2 separate regions of the Homo sapiens genome follow, and region 1 is linked to region 2. The links are chromatin loops, found by intact Hi-C in ENCODE. Cell type or tissue: Caco-2. All regions are shown on one strand.

What was found. A loop is a pair of places that touch in the nucleus more often than their neighbours do. Peaks named below come from ENCODE experiments on the same cell type or tissue, not always from the same donor. Only the 100,000 strongest peaks of a DNase experiment are listed, where the experiment ranks them.
Region 1: it touches region 2 in a loop (27-fold over the local background); 19 of 110 quality-filtered maps call a loop at or near these places.

Annotation. Positions count from the first base shown.
Region 1 is chr5:23,738,948-23,746,947 of GRCh38, reverse strand. LOC124901158 (a long non-coding RNA gene) reads left to right here. Exons shown (of 2, transcript XR_007059096.1): 1 at 1-59; 2 at 2,538-2,843. Among named protein-coding and RNA genes, the nearest start is that of LINC02899, 210 kb to the left of the region's middle. In Caco-2, no CTCF peak of the experiment used is centred here; no DNase peak of the experiment used is centred here.
Region 2 is chr5:23,349,316-23,357,315 of GRCh38, reverse strand. No RefSeq gene overlaps it. Among named protein-coding and RNA genes, the nearest start is that of PRDM9, 150 kb to the left of the region's middle. In Caco-2, no CTCF peak of the experiment used is centred here; a DNase peak (open chromatin) is centred at 4,685.

The DNA of each region.
Region 1 (8,000 bases), 390 kb before region 2:
TGTTCCCTAACTGTCCTCAGGGTGCTCAGTTTTCTTCTCTTGGAGATTGAGTACCTCAGGTCTCATCAGCTTTCTAAAGCCTTTACACACATACACACACACACACAAACACACACATCCTTGCATGTTTTATTTCAGCCTTCAATGGGTAAGCTACTATAATTAGGAACATTCTATCCTAGACAGTGCCAGCATTCCCTATGTTAACACTTAAAACATAAATATATTTAAGTTTTTCAGAATGCTCTATTTTTTATAGTCATTGCACTTTAAATGGTCCATCTTATTTCTTTGTTGACACTTTCTCATACCAGTGTATTTTTTAATGAACTTTTTAAGAGCTAATATTCTCCAGAATTTGTGTCTTGTGAAAGTATATACATCTCTTCTGGGGTTTGCCTGTTATAAAGGCTCTACTTTTTAAGCAGTTATGATTTTTTTTTTGAGACAGTCTCGCTCTGTTGCCCAGGCTGGAGTGCAGTGGCATGATCTCGGCTCTGCAACCTCTGCCTCTCAGGGTCAAGCGATTCTCCTGCCTCAGCCTCTGGAGTAGCTGAGGCTACAGGCGCACACCACCACACCAAGTTAATTTTTTTGTATTTTTATTGGAGACAGGGTTTCACCATGTTGGCCAGGCTGGTCTCGAACTCCTGACCTCAAGTGATCCACCCGCCTCGGCCTCCGAAAGTGCTGAGATTACAGGTGTAAACCACTGTGACTGGTTGATCTACTTTTTATATGAGTGTATTTGCTGTGTGCTTCCCAAATATGCATAGTTTGCATTTGAATCTACCTCCCATGCTGGTAAGGAATAGAGTTTTCCAGTCCTTTTTGCCCAGTGAAATTTTGGCCAGATTAGGAAAAATATCCTTATCTGCCTCTGATATCCAGATTTACTTGGTATCAGTGCCTATTTATCAACCTTATTTGAGCTCCCTTTTTGCTTTAAGACATCAAGCAATTTTATTCTTGATTAGGGATTCAATAACATATGGAACAATAAGTTTTTATATATTATTTGACAAAATGATTATTATTGTAAAGTAGTATTAAGTTTGATCACTATTTCTGTTGAGTAAACTAGATTAAATAGAAGTCCTGGTATCTGATAAAAGTAGTTACACCCAAGTATGCTTCTTTATAGTTATCATACAAAAATTATAATAGTTCCCTATTCCTAGTTATCACTCTAAATTTATATATTAATAAATAACAAATCACTTCTGCAATAACACTAGTGCTTAGTCATTAAACCAAAGACAATATTCCTTATTATTATATTTTTCTTTAAAGGTAAGCAGAATTGATAAACATGTCTTGATTAACATTAGTGACATTTTGCTCTTGGGATCTATTGAAATTCTTCATTGAATTCCTTGAGAGACAGTTATTCATTATTTCTTATTCAATAAATATTTATTGCTTCCTGGCCTTTTGATTATTATACACTAGATATAAAAAATGTGGTTCTACATATGAAGTTTATAATAATAAAGTAAGAAAAACAGAAAGTAATAAGAAAACAACTACATAAATATACAGTGTAAGAGAACATTATAGTGAGACTTTCTCAGTTTTGGCCAAAGAATGTGTATTTCATAGCTAAAGAAAAGAGTAAGAACACCTAGTCAGATCATGCTTAGAGATCATATGAACACACATGATAATACAGTATGTCAATTACAATTATCTTTTGAGATTGCTATGTGTTCGAACTCAGGGTCAAGGGCTGCCTTTTTTAATAAAGTAAAATATGTCGAAGTAAAAAGGTTATTTTCAATAGGAAAGACTGAGACTAACACAGAAACAGAGATAATGGAGGATATGGCTGATAAATTTGCATCTCTGAATAAAATGAGTTCATGGACATTTCCACTCATTGTCTTTTGTTTATACCTATTTGAAAGTTTGCAATTTTTTAACCTAAAATAACCATAAGAAGGACTTGGCATGACCTTTTAAGATTAACCTAAAGTATGAGGCACCAAAGACTTGTGTTAATTCTTCTTCCAAATGTACAGAAGTTCTTTCTTTCACAAATTAATAGTAGTAAATAAGAAGATAATATTCTAAAAACATATTAAAATACAGAGGCTATAATCTTACTGTTTCTTATATGGCTAGTACTATTTTCTTGGTAAAGTTAAAGGCAAAATAGATTCTAAATATAAGTCATTTTGCAAATTTAGCAGAATTGGAATGCCTATTTTGGCAAAGTATTAAAATAGTTATTTTCAAACACTGTTAGATGTCCAATTTGCTTCATAGAAATTTTGAAATACAAATGTCACACATAAATTCTACACAATTAGAATAAAAGAAGTCTCAAAAATAGGGTCAGAAAATGCAAACACACACACACATACTTTAAACCTTTGTTCCATTTTCTCTTAGATAACATACTTAATTATTGATCTACCAATTTTCAACAAATTATTTTCATGTTCTCATTTAAAAAAGTGTATTTTTTTCTGTTGCTATGATAAAATACCATAAACTGAGTAATTTATTAAAACTAATAAATTTATGTTTTACAGTTCTGGAGACTGGAAAATCCAAAACCACGGCACCAGCATCTGGTGAAGATCTTTTCATGGCAAGAGAGAAAACACATGCATGTCAGCTCAAATCTCTTTCTCTTTTAATAATGTTGCTAGTCCCATCATGGAGGCCCCAGCCTTATGACCTTATCTAATGCTAATTACATCCAAAAGGCTCCACCTCCAATCAACATATGAATTTGGAAATTAGGTTTCCAATACGTGAAATTTGGGAAATGTATTTAAACCACAAACAGCCAGTTTAAAAGATTTTGCATTGAATAATAAAAGTGAACCAACAAATGTATTATGTGTATTTTTTAATCAGGTAGAATAACAGACACAGTCTTTTAAAAATAGTTTTTGATTTAGCTAAATACTTCATTTTGTGTGCTTTATTCCACATTCTTTCCTTCCTTCCTACCTTCCTTCCTTCCTTTTTCCTTCCTTCCTTGCCTCTTCCTTTCTTTATTTTCTTCTTTTTTTAACTAAAAGAAACATCTTCATTCATAAAACTTTGGAAGTCACTATGAAAGAAACCACAAAATGTTACTGTATGTAATTTAGTAGAAAAAAACATTTATAGGCAGACTCATTGGCTTATGTTTGTATTCCTGCCACTTTGGGAGACCAAGGCAGGATGAGTATTTGAGCCCAAGAGTTCAAGACCAGCCTGGGCAACAAAGAGACACCCCATCTCTACAAAAAATTGAAAAACAAAGTGACTAGACATGATAGCAAACACCTGTAGTCCCAGCTACTCAGGAGAGAAGATTCCTTAAGTCCAGGAGATGGAGGCTGCAGTGAGCTGTGATTTTGCCACCGCACTTCAACATGGGTGACAGTGTGAGACCCTGTAACGAAGAAAAAAAAAAAGAGAAATAACAATTCTATATTCTCTAGTAGCTTCTGAAGAACAAAAGAATAATACAGACTCAACCAACAATGCTATACATCCAACAACGCTATAGGTTCAACAATGCTAAATGGCTGTGCTGTCCTATAGACAGTGTCTATGATCCACGTGAGATTTTTTTAAACTTAAATTGCTTAAAATTAGATTAAATTAAACTTTTACTTTTTCCCATCACACTAGCCATATTCCAAGTTCTTATCAGCCACATATGGTAGATGACAGTGCAGATATAAAACATGTTCACCATCATAGTACTTTCTAGTTAATAGAGCACTAATAGGCCCACAAATCAATCTAATTTTTTATGAAAGTAAGAGTTCCTAAAGTTTCTGAAATATCATAAAAACCTATAATCTGAAGTAAAATAAATTGAACTAGAAAGGGCAAGAGTTTAATGATTAGGTATTTGTTTATAAAATTATCTGTACAATATTTACAAATTTAGTCCACATATACTTTCCATGGGGAGTTTTACTGATTAAAATTGCATTTGTATTTTTATGTGGGAAGGTTTAATGTAAAATCTTTCAGTGAGACTCACTTCATTTTAATCAAATTTCAAGTTAGTTTGCTCTTGGTACAGCAGATGGCAGACCTTGACTTGCAGAGATTATGACAGTCCATCTCAATGTTAGCAGTTACTCTTGAAACCTTGATTGGCAACTATGACTTTAGGCTAGTAAAATTAATTTTACTTCTAATTAGTTGTAATTATAAGGTATCAATTTAGAATGTCACTGTCCTATTAAGGTTGGATACTGACTCAGAATATGCAGCAATTTAGAATGTTGACTGTGGCACTACTGTTTTCAATTGAGCATCATCCCAATGTAAAATTGTTATTTGATGGCCCTTAAAATTCAGAGACTTTATATTATATACAAAATTTGTGCCATTTTATTTTGAAAGATCATTTATCAATTAGTTATTTAATTTGCTGACATACAGATACTCAAAACTTAGATCTTACAGTACTCCATAGATACTTATAGAAGTTGACCATAGTGGAATGCATCTTTGTTAGTTTGTTTGTATTTTAGAAAAAGCTATTAAAAGAGGAGTAGGTTGAAATCATTACAAATAATTTTATAACACTGATGGAATTATTTTTACAACGCAAGGTGGTTACCTCTATCTTAGGAAGGCCTTTAAGTACAGTCTTAGAAATGCTGAACTGGGTGTGGCTTAAATGTAGAGACTTAACATCTTTCTTGAAATAATACTAAACATGTTGAAAAAATCTATTATATTAAATAATTCGCCATTACTGTCCAATCAAGTGAAAGGATAGAGAATTTCAGAAACCCTTGCTTTCTGACTTACTAACATAGAGTTCTCTTCATGTCATGATTTCCACTTTTGTTTAAATCATGCTGAAAAACTCACTGTTTTACCAGGAGAGCAAATTGCTACAGAATTCAATCTGGGAGTCTGTGAAGCAATTAAACACTAAAACAGACAAGCAGTAGGGGACTCTTTTGGCTCAAGAGAATAAATTAGGAATGATGTTAACACAGTTAAGTTAAAGAAAAATTTTAATGGGTAGGCTCAGATGGTAAGTTTGTGGAAGCCCACAAAAACTCAGAATGAGTACCTGCTAGAATTATATTTACAATCTAATTAGATCTCAGGTAGAATATTATGAACATGTGCTTTATTTAAGTAGAATCTTTGCTAATTTTGATTATATAATCTGTCCGTGGCTAGACAAAATCAATGATGCATGAATTATTTAATAGATGCATAATAAAACTTTTACATTTCACATTTAGTTTAAAAGATTCAAATTATAAATATGAGACAATTCATTAAAACAAAATTATATATGCATATATATGTGTGTATGCGCACGTGTGTGGAGGTATATGGATTTTTTTTCCTTACAGCCTTTTTCTTTAATCCAGCGAATATGTATTTAATGTTTACTATATAGACGTATTTATCTTTAGGAAAGCAAAAGGCAGAGTCTCTGATATCTGTCATTAATGAGAACACAGTCATTTATGTGGAGAGACTATGAAGAAAATATTATCATCTACATATGAAGATTATTTTCCCAAAACACTGATGGAACTACTAATAATTCGTTTGTAACTATTTTTCTTTTTTTGAGACAGAGTCTCTCTCTGTTGCCAGGCTGGAGTGTAGTGGCATGATCTTGGCTCACTGTAATCTCCGTCTCCCAGGTTCAAGCGATTCTTCTGCCTCAGCCTCCTGCGTAGCTGGGACTACAGGTGCCCGCCACCACGCCCAGCTAATTTTTGTACTTTTTGTAGAGATGGGGTTTCACCATGTTGGCCAGGATGGTCTCGATCTCTTGACCTCATGATCCTCACGCCTCGGCCTCCCAGAGTGCTGGTGTAACTATTATCTTAATCCTTAAGTCTAATATTTGGGAATGGCTCCTCCAATCACTAAACCCAAATTCTGTGATTCAACTTAAATTTCTCACATGACATCTTCTAACTGGATACCATGCTTCTAGCCTTTCTCCAACAAAATTAATTCACATAGTCATGGATTGTTAAAATATCTTTCTAAAATTATTCACTTAAAAAGTGCTTAAATGGCTCCCTGTGGGTTTATAGGAGCACTTCCAAAAGTTGATTAATCATCAGAATCATATGGTTTTCTCTTAAAAATACACATATTTAAAGACCCAGAAGTATAGAATTAAAATCTCCAAGAAAGAGCTTTGCGAGCTTTACATTCAACAAGTATTTTAAAAGTACAATTTCCTACTTTTGAGAAACATTGGTTATTCGAGTCAGCACAAGTCAGAAACAGAAACCATAGTAGTCTTTTCAAACTAGAAAAATAAAATTTAATATAAAAAATTGTTAACTATTTATAAGGTTATTATCTAGATATTTTAAAGGTACAAAGAGAACTCTAAGATACCATGGAAGTATCAACTGCAAGATACAACTACTGACCCTTGTTCTGAGGGAATAAATGGAAGTGGTTACAATAATTCAAATTTAGAAACTTCTAGAAGGGGCCACGGAAGCTAAAATTAAGACCTCTGGCCCAGAGGTGATGCTGGTTTATACTAGTGTCTCTCAGCTGAGAAGAAGCCCCTCAATCCCATCTCATCCCCATGTAGCTGACATTGAGACCTCTGAGTTGTGATACCTTCTGGGTGGTCCAGATACATTTGAGGTGGGGCACCGTGACACTGGTTGTGCAAACGCTGGAAAAACTGAAGACTTGATTCAGCAACTGTTAAAATGATGGAGTGCTGCCAAGCTGAACAAACATTGCTGGGCAGCTGCCCACAGAATGAGGAAGCCTACAAGGAACCTACAGGAAGTACATTGGAAGTGTAAATCCCGTCTTCCTTTTCCAGTCTTACAGTCTCAGTCTGCTACTTACTGTTGGCGTATACTTACATAAATTCAGCATGAAAAGAAACAATGTGGTTTGCAGATTCCCTGTGTCAGTTTACCAAAGCAGGTTACAGAAGCATGGTGTTGGAGCTGGGAACCAATTGCTTTAAAACTAGCACATCAGTCTACCTGACAAAATTTGAAAAGATATGTTAGAGTCAACGGGATCCTATATGGTTTGCAGAGGGTCTGTCCATTGGTGGTCCTTTAAATGCAGCTCCTGCCAAGCACTTATCTGCGCATTGTCTATCGTAAATAATTCACTCACTTCTCCATTGTATTAAATATGAACGACCCTTTAATACCACACTGCCTTTGCTCCCCTTGGTTTATTTACCTACAATGAATTTTCACCTATCATCCATCTAAATGATACCTTATTATTGTCCGGGAATCTGTCTAATTTCAACTCTCCATAAAGGCTATGCTGATCCACATTTTGCAACCCAACTAACACATGCACACACACACACTCACACACACACAGATAAATACATATATAATATAATATGTATGTATATAATATATACATATGTGAGTATAGATATATATATATAAAATATTTACTGGCACCTTTAATATTTTGTGTAGTTTGTTCTGTTGAAAAATTGCAGCCTCTGTTGCAAAAAGTAACATCTACCCTACTACCATTGGTAGGGTAGGTGTTACATTAATGTTACACGTTAATGTCTTTAAAGTGTTGTTTAAAAGGCATTAAACTGTAATGTCTTTTATAATGAGTCATGTCTCTTTTATTTCAATACCTTGCAAAGGGCTGACATGTAGCAAGTAACGAATTATTTTTTAAGGAAATAATTAATTAAGACATCTAAGAGCAGCCCTCATGGATAAATCTAGATAATTACATAGAGATTGTAAAGTGACAAATATTTTAAGAGTAGTGTTTTTGTAGAAAGTGTATCAAGAAAAAAGGTAGATATAAAAAGTCATGATTCAATCAAAGATAGACCCATAGGTGTAAAATATCTCTCACAAAATCTGTTTTTTAAATAAACATGAATAAAGATAGAAAGTCAATTTAACTGTTAAGAATAAAACTTTATGATAATAGTAAAACATTTCTTATTTAGGATAGAACTATAGAAAAAATATTAACTCATTTATAATGAAATATTTAATGTATTTTCCTCATTA
Region 2 (8,000 bases):
TCCAGATTTGGGTGATAACTGATCTTCATAATTCCTATCTCATGTTAGGCCTTCCATAATGTTTTATTAATAAACGTATAATCATATATATTTTTGTTAAAGATTGTAAATTTTGGCAGAAACTTCCATTTTTAAAAATGCGACAATTTAAACACATTTGTATAATTTGGAAGAGCAAATCAAATTTTGAGTTATTATTGTAAAAATAACATTAACATAGAAAAGGAAGAAGAAAGAGGAGGAAAATGAAAAGAACATGAAATAATTTATTTTAATATGCATTTATAGTGAGAAGAATACAAATCAGGGCAAAAAGGACCCTTAGAATTTTCAGGATGACCTTCACTTTTCTCCTCATCCTGCATACAAGCATACCTTGGAGATATAGGGGGTTTGGTTCCAGACTACTACAATAAAGTAAATGTGTCAGTGAAGTGAGTCACAAAGAACATTTAGTCTCCTTGTGCTACTGTAATCTAGAAAGTGTGCAATAGCATTATGTCTAAAAAGGCAATGTACGTACCTGAACTAAAAATATTGATTAAAAATGCTAACAATTATTTGAGTCTTCACTTCTTTTTGCAGTGGAGGGTCTTGCCTTGACATTGATGGCTGCTGACTTATCAGGATGGCAAAAATGAAGGATGGGATAGCTGTGACAACTTAAATTAAGGCAACAGTGAAGCTTGTTGCATTGATTAACTCTTCCTTTCACAAATGATTGCTCTGTGGCATGCAGTGATCTTTGGTATTTTACCCACAGTGGAACTTCTTCCAAAATTGAAGTCAATTCTGTCAAATCCTATTGCTGCTTTATTAACTAAGTTTATACAATATTCTTAATCTTTTGTTGTTGTTTCAAAAGTGCTTACAAGAAATTCACCAGCAGTAATTTCCATCTCAAGAAACCACTCTATTTTTTTTTTCATTTATAAGAAGCAAGTCCACATCTATTAAGGTTTTACCATGAGATTGCAGGAATTCAGTTCCATCTTCAGGCTCCACTTCTAATTCTAGTTCTCTTGCTGTTTCCACCATTTCTGCAGTTGCTTCCTCCATTAAAGTTTCAAACCTCTCAAAGTTAGCCATGAGGGTTAGAAGCAACTTCTTCCTCACTACTACTACTTCTGATATTTTTATATTCTCCCATGAAGAATGAATGCTCTAAATGGCATCCTGAATCGTGAATTCTTTTCAGAAGGTTTTTAATTTACTTTGCCCAGATTAATCAGAACTATCACTTTCTGGGGGAGCTATAACATTTTGAAACGTATTTCTTAAATAATAAGATGTAAAACTTGAAATTAATCCTTTATCTATGGACTGCAGAATGGATTTTGTCTTAGCAGGCATGAAAACAACATAAATCTCTTTGTACATCTTCATCAGAGCTCTTGGGTGACTAGATGCATTGTTGGTGAGCAGCAGTACCTTAAAGGAATCTTCTTTTCTGAGCAGTAAGTCTCAATAGTGGGCTTAAAATAGTCAGTAAACCATGCTGTAAAGAGACGTGATTTTCTCCAGGCTTTAGTGTTCAATTTGTAGAGCACAAGAAGAGTGGATTTAACATCAATCTTAAGGGTCTTACAATTTTTGGAATAGTAAATGACCATTGCCTTCAACTTAAAGTCACCAGCTGCATCATCCTCTATTGACTTTTTCTCTCTAGTTATAGAAGTCCTGGATGGTATCTTCTTTCGACATAAGACTATTTTATCTATATTGGAAATCTGTTGTTTAGTGCAGCCACCTTTATCAGTTATCCTACCTGTATCTTCTGGATAACTCTCTCCAGCTTCTATAACAGTGCTTGCTGCTTCACCTTCCATTTTTATGTTATGGAGACGGCTTCTTTCCTTAAACCTCATGAACCAAGTTCTGCTAGCTTTCTTTACTCCTGTGGCTTTCTTACCTCTCTCAGCCTTCATAGAATTGAGGTAAGTTAGGAACTTGCTCTGGATTAGGCTTTACTTTAAGGGAGTATTGTGGCTGATTTAATCTTTCCAGACCACTCAAACTTTTTTCATATCCAAAATAACACTTTCATTTTCTTATTATTCATGTGTTCACTGGAGTAGCACTTTTCCATTTCTTCAAGAACTTTATTTTTTTTGCATTCACAGCTAAGCTTTCAGCCTATCTCCTCTTTCTACAGGCCCTCCTCAGTAAGCTTAAACATTTCTAAATTTTTATTTAAAGTAAGAGGCATGAAAAGTGTTTCTTTTGCTTGAGCATCTAGAGACCATTGCAGACTTATTAACTGGACTAATTTTAATTTTGTCATATCTCAGGGAAAAAGGAGGCCCAAGGAAAGTAAGTGAGATGTAGGAAGGACTGGTGGATGAAGCAGTAAGAACACACAACATTTACCAATTGTTTGTCATCTGATATGAGTATAGTCCATGGACCCCAAAACAGTGCAATGATTATATCAAAGATCACTTATCACAGATCACCATAACAGATAAAGTAAATAATAAAAAATGGAAATATAGCTAGAATTACCAAATGTCACACAAAGACACATGCCAAACATACTGTTAGAAAACTGACATAGATAGATTTGCTTGGTGCAGGGTTGCCACAAATAGTCACCTTGTAAAAAACCACGATATTTGCAAAGTAGAATAAAATGAAGCCCAATAAAGTGAGGTATGCCTGTATTTTCATGCATCTATTAAAATATTTAGAAAAACAATTCAGCCATTTGGGAAAAACATCTTTTTGATTAAGAGGGATTTCATTTCTGCTCCTAACTGGGGAAAATGTATCATGGAAAATTATTTGTCAATCAGATAATTTTAAACCTTCCTTCTTTTTTGAAAGGAATGCCATTGCAATAATTATTAAAACAATATGTCCAGTGATTTAAATATTTTAGTGATAAAATAATGCTACAATAGCAAAGTGATTCTATTTAAGAAAATATGGTGCTAAAAACAGCAAACACAAACTGTTAGCAAAATACATGAAAAAATTAAATGTATCAATAAGGGCCAATTTGAACCTGAAACGTTGAATACACACCACTTCAGTTTGCCTTTGATGTTTTAAGAGATGTATTTAAGAAGTTCATGTCTATTGAAATCAGCATTTGGTTTGGAGACAATGCCATATCAACTCTTTCATGAGATGTAAAACATCATGTCTGAAAGTTTCAATCTATTAACTACCTTCAATAAGAAATGGAACACATAAACTCCAATAATTTCAAGAATATATGTTCTAAATCATTTTCAGTCTTACAACAAAAATTTTGCATATTAATAAGCATTCAAGCATCTCGAAATAATTGTTGTCCTCTAATTTTGCTGCCCCTGTCCCCAAAGTACTTATGTTTTGCTAATTAAAACAACGCAAAATTCTGGCTAGAAAAATTTGCACAGAAGGTGGACAAACTCAATTGTGAAGACAGGTCTTGGAAACTCAAGTTAACTAAGACGTCCATCACTGTTTAAGTAATGGCTGGCAGGAATTATGCTAGTAAGAGATGACATATTAAGCAACATGAGTCAAAGTCTTAGGAACCCATATACATATTAGTATTAACCAGTATTCCACACGAATAGATATAATCTTGTTTCATTCAAAAAATACATTCTGACGTCGAATTTCTGTTTGCAGTGAATATCAGTTCAAGAATATGAAATGAAGCAAAACTATATATACACTGTCAGGGCGTTCAATCTTTAGATATGAGAACTCTATTTTAGAAAAAAATTGACAGAAGGAAACTTACATAATGCAACAGCAATTCTTTTCCATTCTATTTCTAAAATATACTTCTACGTTGTTCATTTCTCTCATACGCACTCTACCATCAACAGAGCCAAGCCCTGTTCATAACCCAAGGGATTGATTTCTCAACAGATTTTATTACTTACACTTTTGTCCTCTCCCACTCATTTTGGCAAAGCAGAGTGATTGCTGAAAAATCTAAAAATGATTCTGTCATAATTGCCAGTTAAAATGCTCCACTAAATTCTAAATAGATATGAAATAATATAAAAAATCTTTACTATTTTATCCATATGCTGCACATATGAGAGTTAACCTGGCTCATGCCTGTAATCCCAGCACTTTGGGAGGCCAAGGCAGGCGTATCACTTGAGGTCAGGAGTTCTACACAAGCCTGGCCAACATGGCAAAACACCATCTCTACTGAAAATACAAAAATTAGATGGGCATGTCCCCACAACCTGTAGTTCCAGTTACTCAGGAGGCTGAGGAAGGAGAACTGCTTGAACCTGGGAGACCGAGGTTGCAGTGAGCTGAGATAGACCCACTGCATCCCAGCCTGGGCGACAGAGGGAGACTCCATCTCAAAAACAAACAAACAAACAAACAAACAAAGTTAACTTACAGAAATGATAATGTAGATTTGTTTATTTTATGGAAATATATAATCATTTTTATATCATTCTGTTTAAATTAGGTCATATTAAAATAACAACAGACACAAAATTCTCAGGGGTATTGTCAGAAGCTTTTGAACCAGAACAACTCCCTCTTGAATAGAGGCTGAGTAAAATGAGCCTGAAACCTACTGAGCTGCGTTTCCAGTAAGTTAAGGCGTTCTTAGTCACAGAATGAGATAGGAAGTCGGCACAAGATACAGATCATAAAGACCTTGCTGATGTAACAGCTTGCAGTAAAGAAGACAGCTAAAACCCACCAAAACCAACATGGTGACGAGAGTGACCTCTGGTGTCCTCACTGCTGCACTCCCGCCAGTGAGTTTACAGTTTACAAATGTCAGTAAGTTACCCTACGTGATCTAAAAAGGGGAGGCATGAATAATTCACCCCTTGTTTAACGTATAAGCAAGAAATAACCATAAAAATGGGCAACCAGCAGCCCTCGGGGCTGCTCTATCTATGAAGAAGCCATTCTTTCATTCCTCCATTTCTTTTTTTTTTTTTGTATTTGAGAAGGAGGCTCGCTGTGTTCCCCAGGCCGGAGTGCAGTGGCGCGATCTCGGCTCACTGCAAGCTCGGCCTCCCGGGTTCACGCCATTCTCCTGCCTCAGCCTTCCAAGTAGCTGGGACTACAGGCGCCCGCCACCTCGCCCGGCTTATTTTTTGTATTTTTAATAGAGACAGGGTTTCACCGTGTTAGCCAGGATGGTCTCAATCTCCTGACCTCGTGATCCACCCGCCTCGGCCTCCCAAAGTGCTGGGATTACAGGCGTGAGCCACCGCGCCCGGCCTCATTCCTCCATTTCTTAAGAAACTTACTCTCAAGGTACTCTATGGAATTGCCTAGAATTCTTTCTTTCAGGAAACCCAGGAACCTTATCTGCAGGTCTGGATCGTGACCTCTTTTCCGTAATAGTAAATAAGCGCACATTTTAGCTTCTTACTGAAATAACATCATGGTTATAAGTTAAAATCGAGGCTGTTTTTAAAAAAGTTCTTGATCCGGCCTTGATTCTTAAGGAGATATTCTCGTCTAGGCATATCATGGCAGAGCGTAAAAACAGCATTGAAATTTACTATTATTAGAAGCCTCTTGAATGCTATAATATTTTTAAATAATATTTCTTATATTTAAGATGAATTTTTATTCGTATTTCTTATGTTTAATAATATACTCATGTTTAAAACATATTATTCAAAGTGCCTTGAACTACAGTTTTCACTCGGTATCCATGGAGGTACGGTTCTAGGATGCCTACAGAAACCAAAATCTGTAGATGTTCAAATCTCACATGAAAAATGATGCACTGTTTTCATATACTCTAAACACATCCCTCCATATACTTTAAATCATCTCTACGTTGTTTATAATACCGAATACAATGTAAATGCTACATAGTTATTATACAATTTTTTGTATGTGTATTATTTTTAATTTTTGTATTTTATTTTTGTTTTTATTTTGGTGAACACAATATTTTCTATTTGTGGTTGGTGAATCCACAGATACAGAGGGCTAACTGTTAAGTCTCTTTGTTTTATTCAGAAATCTGCAAGGTAAAAACATCTCCAAGTATGACTATTGTTCCTATGAAGGCGGGGTAATAAATCAATCAATGTTGTGAATTTTAAATCACCCTAAATATTATCTAAAATGATGGAATAAAAAATAGAAATAAGTGTTCTTAAAGTTTCTTTCTACTGGACACCACTGTCCCATAACATCAGAGAATTATAAGGGAAAGATTATAAGCCTAATTTCCTAGAACATGAAAAGAGATTAAACTTTGTTATTGGCATGAACAATGAGAAGCTCAATTTGGGATAATTTTTATTATTCTTTCCATTATAAGATGCACAGTATACTAATCTAATGAGCGCAAATAAGATTGACTTGTCATTAGATGTGTAAAGTATTTCAACAGCATCACTTTATTCTCCTTCAATCTCCTAACATAGTATGTGATTCATGTCACACAGATATTCATTCAAAAAGGTGAAAATGTTAATCTCTACCTAAGTTTTTCAGTGAGTTACAAGGATGTCCTTTGATGATTGAATTAAATGACACAGAAAAATGCCCAAGTTAGTCTAATGTACTCTCGTTAAAATGCATGTATGTTTTACCTAGTATAGGTCTTTCTATTGGCTATGCACCTAGGGATATATATTTTTTAATGCATTCTGATGGAAAATTTCTTACTGGAAAAAGTTTTTAAAGATCACATTTGGTGAATAACATGTGAAAAAGTGTAATTTGTTTTGCTCAGTCTGGATTTTGTCCAGAAAATAATACTTCCCTGTATTCATACTGAAGACACATACAATTGTTACATTGGATTTTCACTTACAAAGTGTTGTGATGGGTATATTAGCATTTATATAGAAAATATGATTTTTTACAATGAATACCAATTATTTTTATTTTTTACAATATCTAGCACTCAGGATAAGTGTATGGTATAAACTCAGAATATAGGTGCATGCCAAGTCATGTATTCTATAATATACTAAATTCCCATAAAATTATAGGTATGTTGTGCTTAGATAAATTCTTAGTTATCAGAGGAATGCATTTTTGGTTACTAATTTTAGGATTTAGTATAAACTGTATATATGACTGGTTAGTTTTAAAGACCAAATAAGAAAAGGTGAATGGGAACAGCCCTCAGGAAAAAAATGATTGGTATGAATTTAATGGAATTTTACATCATACAAGGATTTCTTACTCCATGAAGGGGGATGAGATGGTACGGTTTGAAACAAAGAGATGAAATTGGGCAAATGAAGTTAAAAGTACTGGCAACATAAAGTTCACTGCTTAATATTAGCTGCTTATTTAAGAATATCTTTCCATAATTCATTGAATTCAGACTGGTTTGTGAAAACTTATTATGCTCCAGGCAATTAAGATATAGCAAAAATTAGATATTATCTTGTCTTCAAGAGATATAGGCTGTTATCCTAGGTATAGAGAAGTAAACTGGTGATTTTCCTAGAGTAAAATAAATATTTTGACAGATGAATATTCAGAGTTTTATGGGATGAAATGCGGTTACAGAGACCTGTAACCATCTTGGAAAATGTGGCATAGAGCTGAGTCCTGGTGGCTGCTCAGAAGCTAACTCAAGAAAGAACTGGGAAGAGCATTTTCAGGCATGAAAGTATAGTACATAAAAGCTGAGAGTTGGGAGAGATTGTACATAAAGTATAAATGGGAGAGTGCTGAGCCAAGTAAACATATGGGCACCAATGCATGCATGCTTATTTGTGATGCATAGATGGGAGGGCACAGGACAAAGACCCTGCAAACATAATCCTCAGTGTACCATGGAAATAGCACAGCAGTTTGTTTTCTTCTCCTTTAGGAAATTTGAAGAATTATATTTAAAGATAGTTTATAAGAATAAAGCAAATTAAAAATACAAATATATAAAGAAGGCAAAAAATACCACCTAGCTCTCAATATTTGGTTTTCAGCCTCAATGTTATATTTTAATATATTTTAGCTTCCTAGTTATTGTTTGGGAGGGTTTGTAGTTACAGATTATATCACTCTCCCTTCTGCTTTGAGGAACTGAC